Linked DNA regions of Homo sapiens: region 1 is linked to region 2. The links are chromatin contacts, found by Hi-C in ENCODE. All regions are on one chromosome and are shown on one strand. The core of a region is the stretch at or near the end of the contact, and the rest is flanking DNA. Distances in the headings are between cores, read along the strand shown.

What was found. Hi-C counts contacts between places; a loop is a spot of excess contacts on that map. Pooled maps may share reads with other maps.
Region 1: a loop to region 2 is called in a map with no recorded cell type, with 2.2 times the contacts of the local background. The contact joins the enhancer-like site here to the promoter of TREML2 in region 2. A Hi-C loop is called at or near these places in 2 of 37 single-sample maps with no recorded cell type and 5 of 50 pooled maps.

Annotation. Positions count from the first base shown.
Region 1 is chr6:41,699,460-41,703,756 of GRCh38, forward strand. The region is part of intron 1 of TFEB (transcription factor EB); the gene reads right to left. Among named protein-coding and RNA genes, the nearest start is that of MIR10398, 32 kb to the right of the region's middle. Within about 2 kb of position 1,443, at least 5 of the 41 ENCODE cell types and tissues checked have a DNase peak (open chromatin) inside an H3K27ac peak, as active enhancers do.
Region 2 is chr6:41,199,899-41,204,205 of GRCh38, forward strand. It overlaps TREML2 (triggering receptor expressed on myeloid cells like 2), which reads right to left and starts at 1,251. Exons shown (of 5, transcript NM_024807.4): 1 at 1,056-1,251. The coding sequence starts at 1,110. RefSeq lists an enhancer at 1,470-1,539.

The sequences.
Region 1 (4,297 bases), core at 193-2,692, 500 kb after region 2:
GGAAGGCCTCAGGCCAGCTTTTCCTATTACCAGGAGCCCTCTGTTTCCTCTCCAAAAGCCTTGGGTCTTTTAAGATTTTCTTTTCCAGAGCTTGTATATCATGTCATTCACTGCAGGAGATGAGAGAGGCAGGTGAGCAATAACAATGTCCACTCCTTTGGGTTCTAAGGGATAAGTAGTCGGAGTGTTTACCACAGTTCCTGGCACACTGGAGATACTTCATAATATAGCCTTTTATTATATTAGCTGGCAACTTCCGATACAGAAACATAGCAAACCCAGGACACCTGGTAAGTGTGCACTGTTTGATTGAAAGGTCCTTGATATCAGAAGCAGAAATGAGGTCAATGGGACACGCACATGCTTTTAACAGTTTTAATGCCATGTTTTGGTCTTTTTCCCTTTTAGTGAAGTGTAACTTATCCTAGCAAAATGCATAGATTTGTAGTGTACAGCTCAATGAATTTTTACAGGTGTGTGGCCTTGTATAATCACTGTTTAGATCAAGATGGAGAATGTCACCATCACCCTGGCAGGTTCCCTCCGGGACCCTGTCCTGCATCACCATGGCTGAGTGCTATGGTCTCCAACAGCACACAAAGGCTGTCATGCAGGATGTGGTCTTCAGTATATTTCATGAAATGGAACCGCTCTGCCAAGTGGGGACACTTACTGAGGACTGACCAACCCCTATTTGTGATGAATAAAGATCAAGAAACAAAAGAGGCTGGGCGCGGTGGCTCACGCCTGTAATCCCAGCACTTTGGGAGGCTGAGGCGGGCGGATCACAAGGTCAAGAGATGGAGACCATCCTGGCTAACACGGTGAAACCCCGTCTCTACTAAAAATACAAAAAATTAGCCGGGCATGGTGGCGGGCGCCTGTAGTCCCAGCTACTCAAGAGGCTGAGGCAGGAGAATGGCGTGAACCCGGGAGGCGGAGCTTGCAGTGAGCCGAGATCTCGCCACTGCACTCCAGCCTGGGCGACAGAGCGAGACTCCGTCTCAAAAAAAAAAAAAAAAAAAGATCAAGAAACAAAGAATGAATTACATGAGGAAGCAGAGGCTCCAAAAGGGAGATCTGCACAATGCGCTTCAGTGGCAGCAGAGCAAGACCCCAGGATGCGTTCTGCACCGCCTCTCCCAGACCCCCTGCAGGAATGCGCTGCGGGAGACTGCAGGGCTGGGGGCAGGGGGCAGTCAGGGGCTTGTTTTTAAATCTCTGAGCACCAGCAGGAGGTGGGGAGGAGGGAAAGGAAGGAGAGGAGAGAGGAAGGGCGGTCACACAAGCTCCTGGCCCACTTAATGGCCTCCTGTTCCCACAGCTCAGGCCCATCAGCCCCAAGTTTCAGCTCACATCCCACAGGAAAGGGTGGGAACTGGCGCCTCCTGGCTGGTCAGACTGTTGGCCCGGGACAACAGGGGGAGCAGCTTCAAAGGCCATTGCAGACCAGGGAGTCGCCCTGTCCTGTCCCACTGGGACCAGCTGGGCCCTGGCAAAGACGACTGCCACTGGGCATGGCAGGACAGGGACGAGGGACATGTAGCTAATAGGAACATGAAAGGAGAAACTAGAAAAGGATTCCACCCCTGTGATATGCACGGACCGGCCCAGCCACCCATGTGGACGCTCTGTCTCTCCGTGTCTGCTTCTCTTTCTCTCTTCTCTCTCACACACATGCACGCACACATGCACACATGTCCATGTGCACACACGTGTAGCCGCATCCCTCAGCTGCCGCTTGCAGTCTAAGGATCCCCTTAGCAGGCAGCCACCTTTCTCCTGGGTTGGGGAGTGGTGGGACTGAACCCCCACCCCTTGTGCCCCTGCACCCGCCTCCTGGGCACTCCATCTACTCCAGCCTCCTGCCTGTGTCTGCCATGCTTTGTTCTCTAGTTGTTTCCTTGCCACCTACCAGTCTCCTCAGCTACAAGGAAGTTTCAGAGAAATCACTTTTCTTCTTCAGAACCTCCACACCATCCCACCCATCAGACTTTCCAGAAAGAGATGCACGGCCCTCAAGGGCTGCTGGTCCAGTGACCCCCACACACTCAGTTATCACCCACTTGGCAAACGCTCCGAGTCCCTCCCACATTGCACTGCGCAAGGGGCCTCTGTTCAATCACATTCATCCACACAAACACTTGATGGGATAAACAGCAACACAGCAGGATAGGAAACCGAGACTCAGAAAGGTTAAGTAGGCCAGGCGCAGTGGCTCATGCCTGTAATCCCAGCACTTTGGGAGGCTGAGGCAGGTGGATCACTTGAGGTCAGGAGTTCGAGACCAGCCTGGCCAACATGGTGAAACCCTGTCTCTACTAAAAATACAAAAATTAGCCAGGCGCGGTGGCACATGCCTGTAGTCCCAGCTACTTGGGAGGCTGAGGCAGGAGAATGGCTTGAACTCAGGAGGCAGAGGTTGTAATGAGCTGAGATCGCACCACTGCACTCCAGCCTGGGCGACAGAGCAAGGCTCCGTCTCAAAAAAAAAAAAAAAAGAAAGATTAAGCAGCTTGTCAGAAGTCACACTGCAAGAGCACAGTGAAGTGGGGGTTCAAGCCCAGGTCTCTCAGGTATGTGACCACCAGCAGCTCCAGCCCAGGAGAGGTAACCTGGGGCCCATAGGAAAGGTCTCCCCATGTAGATGGCTTGTTGTCCCCTGCACTCCCAGTCCTGCGCCCCCCTCATCCCATGTCACCCTCAGCGAATCCTACAGAGGTTCCCCAGAGAGGCCTGCATGCTCCTCAGCCCTCCCAGACCCCACCCACAGATGCTTTTTGCTAAATAGCCAAGACATCCATGCCCAGGAGGCTCAGAGGGTGACAAATCTGAATCTCGCTGAGACGGTTAGCCCGCCTGAGAGCCTGGGTCGGAGGGGGCGGAAGGGGAGGCTATATGAGTTGGTCAGACAGAAATGTGATTCCAGGGATCAGAGATCTGGCACCAGACCATAGTGAGGTGAGGGTGGTAAGGGTTGGGGGAGGAGTGGGACTCAGCCATAGATGGCTCCTAGGACAGGAAAGGGGCCTGAGGGCGATAGAGGGGTTTAGAGACTGAAACTCCACTTGCCCCAAGTACCCTCTGGCCCACCCCAGCGAACCTGCTCATGTCCCCTGCAGGAAAGATCAGCTAAAGTTTTCATGGATGCTACGTCAGCCTATGTGGTCAATGAGGTCCCTCCCCAGGGAAGGTGAGGCCTAAGACTCTATCTGATTGGTCAGTTCATGCCATTGTGGACTTGGGGCCCACAAGCTCTGACTCTCTGAGATGAGTCTGTTTTGCAAGGACTCTCTCAGCCTCCACAGGCCCAGCACAAAAGCCTACCTAAGGCCAGAGTGGGACTGGAAGACCTGCATCGGTATGCACCACCCAGCTGCGTGACCTTGGGCAAGTCCTGTCCCCCTCTCCGGGACTCAAGACCCTCACAAATAACATGCAGAGGCTGTGTGGGACCTCTCATAGGCTCCCTGCCGCCTGCCTGGTGTGCTGATGGTTCTGGCAGCATGGATGTGTGGAGGGCTGGTCCGGTGGAATCGGCCTGCAGGCTGGGAGGGGAAGGGCCAGGCACCGGTTTCACTGTCCCATGTGCTGGCTGCCCCAGCATTGGGGAGCTCCCTCTCCAGAGCCATGGCAGCCTTAGGATCCAGCCTTTGCTTTTCCATCTCCTCAGGAGAAAAGAATCCACACTCCAGCATCTTCTGCTAGCTGCCAGCTGCTTAGGGCAGGGAAGGCTCGTTGACTCCAAGTGTGAGAAGAGGCAGGCACAACGACCACAGCTGGGCACACAGCGGGCATGCAGAGCAGCTTCTGGCTCCTGGTCCCAAACCCAGCCGCAGGCCCAGGACCCCCTGCATCTGTCCTGAGTTCTAATAATGGCTCTCAGGGTCCCAGTGCCTAAGCCACCCCCGCCTCAGCCCTCCCTGCCCCAGGCCCAAAGTCCTCAGAGCACTCCAACCCCGCCAGTGCCTGGCTCCTGCCCCTGCTCCTGGGGCTGCTCCTCCTCCGTCATCTGCTGCCTCAGCCTCCCCAGCCTCCCTGTGGCTGGTCTGCTGTAAAGAACGATTCCCTGGCTTTGTTTTTAAGAGTCAAACCTGCTTCTGAGTACTTTGGAAACAACCACTGTACAACTGAAGTAGCCAGGTCTTCCTAAACAAAAGAAGACAGTGGAGAGGGGAATGGAGGAAGAAAGGACAAAAACATCTATGAGCATGGACGATTGCATTGAATTCACAGAAGGTGGCCTGTTTTCTCTCAGGTGCAAACCAAGAGGCATTAGTACTATGCACACTGAGTG
Region 2 (4,307 bases), core at 1-2,500:
GTGAGAATAGCACCACACCCCTCACAGGTTGCTGTGAGAATTCTGCCCCAGGTCAGTGCTTTGCACACAGTGCATGCTCAACTCATGCTTCCTTTTCCCACATGCTGGGGCCTCCCAGTTCCCCCAATGGAACCCAGAGCTGTGACAGTCAAGGGCCCAGAATCCAGGACATCTGTCCCACCAGAATCCAGGATATCCGTCCCAAGTCCCAGCCAGCAGCCACTAGAGCTGAGGCTCTGTGTGAAGCAGCACCCTCTCTAAGCATCCCTCTGTCCCTTGCAAACTAAACAGAATGATCCAACTTCATTATTTGGTGGATGAGCCCAGGATTTCTTAGCACAAGAGAGACCCCTTTCTGCCCTGGCAGTGGGAAGCTGTTTCTCTACCCTCTGGGAGGTGCAGAGTTGGGTGACCTTGGGATGGGTCTCCAGGGCAATGTCTTCATGTGTGCCTACACCTCCCACCCCTCTCACAGGCAGTGGTGAGTTTTGCCAACCCCCACCATGCCCAGAACTGAACAGGAAGTGGTAACTTGGTTGCCATGGCAGCGAGAGGGGCAGGAATGGGTGAGGTTCCTCAAGGAGCATTGGTATCTGTGAGGTGGGAAAGGCATTCACACACTGGTCCCTTCAGGACAGAGGCAGGGACAGGATGTGGCATCAGCATTTCAAGAAAAATGTTCAAATTCAGTTCAAAACACACATGATGCAATGATTGCTGTCATAACTAAGCAGGGCTTCCTGACAGAGGCCAAGCAGAGAAAGCTATTTGTGTGAGGAAATTGAGGGCTCTGCTTTAAAGCCTGAGGAAGCCTAGCAGATAAAGGAGCCAATGCAGAGAGGGTCCAGAGCTTTATCTTGGCTTGGGAGGCCTGGGTTAGCTTCGCCTGGGGCCTGATATTAGGGTAAAGAGCTAAGTCAGCCCTAATCTCCTCCTTCCCCAACCCACAAAACACTAAACAAGAAAACTGCTGGTAAGGAGGGTAAGAAAAAGGCCCTGAGCTCCTGCCTCTGTACCCACTCCCTCCTCCACAAGTCAGCCCCTTCTCCCCTCACCTGAGACGCAACCCTGTGGCCACAGCAGCAGCAGCAGCAGGAAGGCTGGGGCCATGGTTCCATCCAGCTGGGCAGTGTCAGGCCTGGAGATCCAAGGTGAGGGCCCACCCGACACAGGATGTGCCACCTGGGCCTGCCAGGGAAGGACCCGGGGTTCTAAAAGTGAAGCTGCCCATTTAGGGAAGTGAGGCAGTGTGGGACCCACTGCCCCCAGCCAACCGCAGGGATTCATTGAGCCTATTATGAGGGCGGTGCTGGCAGCTGTTTCCGCCCTTTTCCTCGGAACTTCAGGCAGGTGTGGCTGCTCCACCCAGTCTGGGGCCCCAAGCCGGGAGGACTCACAGTCAGAGGGCTCCCCGCCCTCCCCAACCTCCCCCAGAAACTGGTCCCTAGGATCCAGCAAGGGGGCTGGGGTGAGGCTTCTGGAACGTCAGGTATAGACCTTCCTGGAATCTTCTGGGCTCAGAGACCCAGGGGTGCGGGCTCTTAGGCTGAGATGGAGCATCTCAGACCCTAGTTTCTTACATATATACATTCACAGGGAAGTTCTTATAAACTCTCATTCATTCATTCATTGCAGATTCTTTCTGTTCCTTCCTCTCTCTCTCTCCCAGGCTCCTGGCTGCTCAGAACAGTCACTTGTGTTCACTGTTGCAAATAACCTCTTACAGGCTCACTTGAAATCTTACTTTTGTCAAGCGGGAAAAATGCAAATTGTTAAGACTCAGGGCATAAATTTTGGGTTGAGGGAGGGGTTCCTGTACTCTCACACACAGGTGTGCATGCACATGCACTCACACTCACAGTCTCACTTTGTCTTTTATTCACTTTCACACACACACACACACGCCCATGCACACAGTCTCACACACACCCCAGCAGCCTCTCCTTTTCCCTATCCATACGTCTCCTCTCTCTGTCCCTCTCCCTGCCTCTCCTCCTGTCGACTCTACTCACCATCAGCTCCCTCTAGACTCCTAGTCCCTCGTGCAGGCTTCCTACAGCCTCCGCAGTACTTCCCCTCACCCACCTCATCTCAAGACCCCCTTCCTCCCCTGCCTCCAGCCTACGTCAGCACGCAGGCAAGTGCCCTCCACTTCCTCCTGCTCAATGCTATCTCGCCTGTACAGCCACCAGCTCCAGTGGAAATGACCCAGCACTAGGCCCAAGACCACACCCTTCACTTACCCCAAGGCCTAGAATCAGAAGCATCAATTTTTGATGTCCGGTACCTGTGTCATCTGCTCCTTCAGTGTGTGGGGACCCAGCTGGACTCCCGTGATTATGTATGCTCCCCCTACTCACTAGTGCCATGTTTCTACTCCTTAGATGGGACTGTCAAAAGGTAAACTGAGGCACAATAAAATTTTAAACAGATTATTTCAGCAAACAACAATTCATGAATCAGGCAGCTCCAAACAGAAGAGGTTGAGGAGCTCCACTGGGGGAATGCAAGGGGAAGACTCCTACAGGACAAGTAAACTGAAGAAAATATTTAATTAGTTATAGTTATATAGTTCCCTTATTTGGCCTATCCTGTTGGAAAGACCCTAGTTAATTATATAAGTTTCTTTTGATTGGTTGAGCTTAAGTTCTATTTTTCCTTAATATACACATTTACAAGAAATAGCTCGTGTTAAGTTTCACTGATATTTGCAAATCAAGCAAAGTTGAGGTCACTTATGAGGCCTAACTGTTTTTTTAATTTTTGCTCAGGGACTCTTCAGGCCTGGTCTCCATTTTCATTAATTTTAACAGGACTCAGAGCAAAAAGTCCTCAAGCTTGCATGGCCACAATCTTAAATTGACCTTGAAGCCCCAAGCTCCAAGCAAAGAAGTCTATCTCGGCTGACCCTAAGCTTTTGTAGTCTCTCAACTCATTCACTCACTCATTAATTCATTCATTCATTTGTTCATTCCCACAACCTCATTGCTATGCATGGGGCTAGGTAGGCACTGGGGGCGTAGGAATGAGACACGATTGTCACTTGAGACCTCTCAGCTCACAGACGTGTTTTGTTTTCCTTATTCACCCTTCCTTTTTCAATGTTTCTCACCCAGTCCTCAGAACTTCCTGAGCTCCCTGAGTTCAGGGGCCATCTCCCCTCCCCAGCACACACAGTAAGTTCCTCCATCCCTTCCCCCATCAGAACAGTAAGTTGCTTCAGGAGTGGGGGATTTATCTCTTGTGGGGACTTTATGCGCTTGGAATCCATGATTCTATGAAACTGATACAGTGCGCCCAGCACTGAGCCAATCATCGTCTAAAGTGTGACCCTTGGGATCACTGTGCTGATGAGGGTAGAAAGAATCAAACATTCATTCGCTGATCGAGGAAGTATGCACTGGATTCAATCTTTCTTAAGAGAAATTTGGAAGCATTGGTCAAAATCATTAAAAATACGTATACATTAGACTTTTACATCTATCATTTGATTTAATACAGCAGTGTATTTTGTCTTTATATTTATTTTTCCCATTTAAAAATTAAGGCCTAATTTACATACAGTACTATTCACCCTTTTCAGTGACGAGTTCTGGGAGTTCTAGAGACTTGTATCCAATGCCGTAATGGAGACAGAGAAGAGTGCCATCATCCCGAAAAGCTTTCCTCTGCTCCTTGTTAGTCATCCCTTCAGTCCCAGACAAACACTGATCTGGTGGGGTTTTTTCCTGTCATTTCTCTCTTTCCAGAATGGAAAAGTGAAGCACTTTATGTTGATTTATTCTGGTGAAGTCCAATATATAATTTTTATGAATCAATTTTTATGTCATATCTAATAAATCTTTGCTTAACCCAAGGTCACAATGACTTTTTTCAACAATTCTGTGAGCTATAATTCACATAATATAAAACTGACCCATCTAAAGCATACAATTCAGTGGTTTTCAATATATTCACTGAGTTGTACAACTAACACCAATTTTGCAGGATTTCCCCACCCAAAGAAACCCCATGCCCGTTAGCAGGCACTCCCTGGATCCGTTTACTGCAGACTTGGTGGCTTAAAACAGTATTAAGTTATTGTCTCGCCATTCTGAAGGCAGAAGTCTGAAGTCAGTTCACACTGTATTGAGATGAAGATGTCGACAGGGCTGCAGTCTCTCCAGAGACACTAGGGAAAAATTTGTTCCTTGCCTTTCCAGCTTCAGGTAGCTGCCAGCATTCTTTGGTTTGGGGCTGTTTTACTCCAATCTTCAAGGCCAGCATCTTCAGTCTCCCTCTGCTCCATCTTCCCATCACTTTCTCCT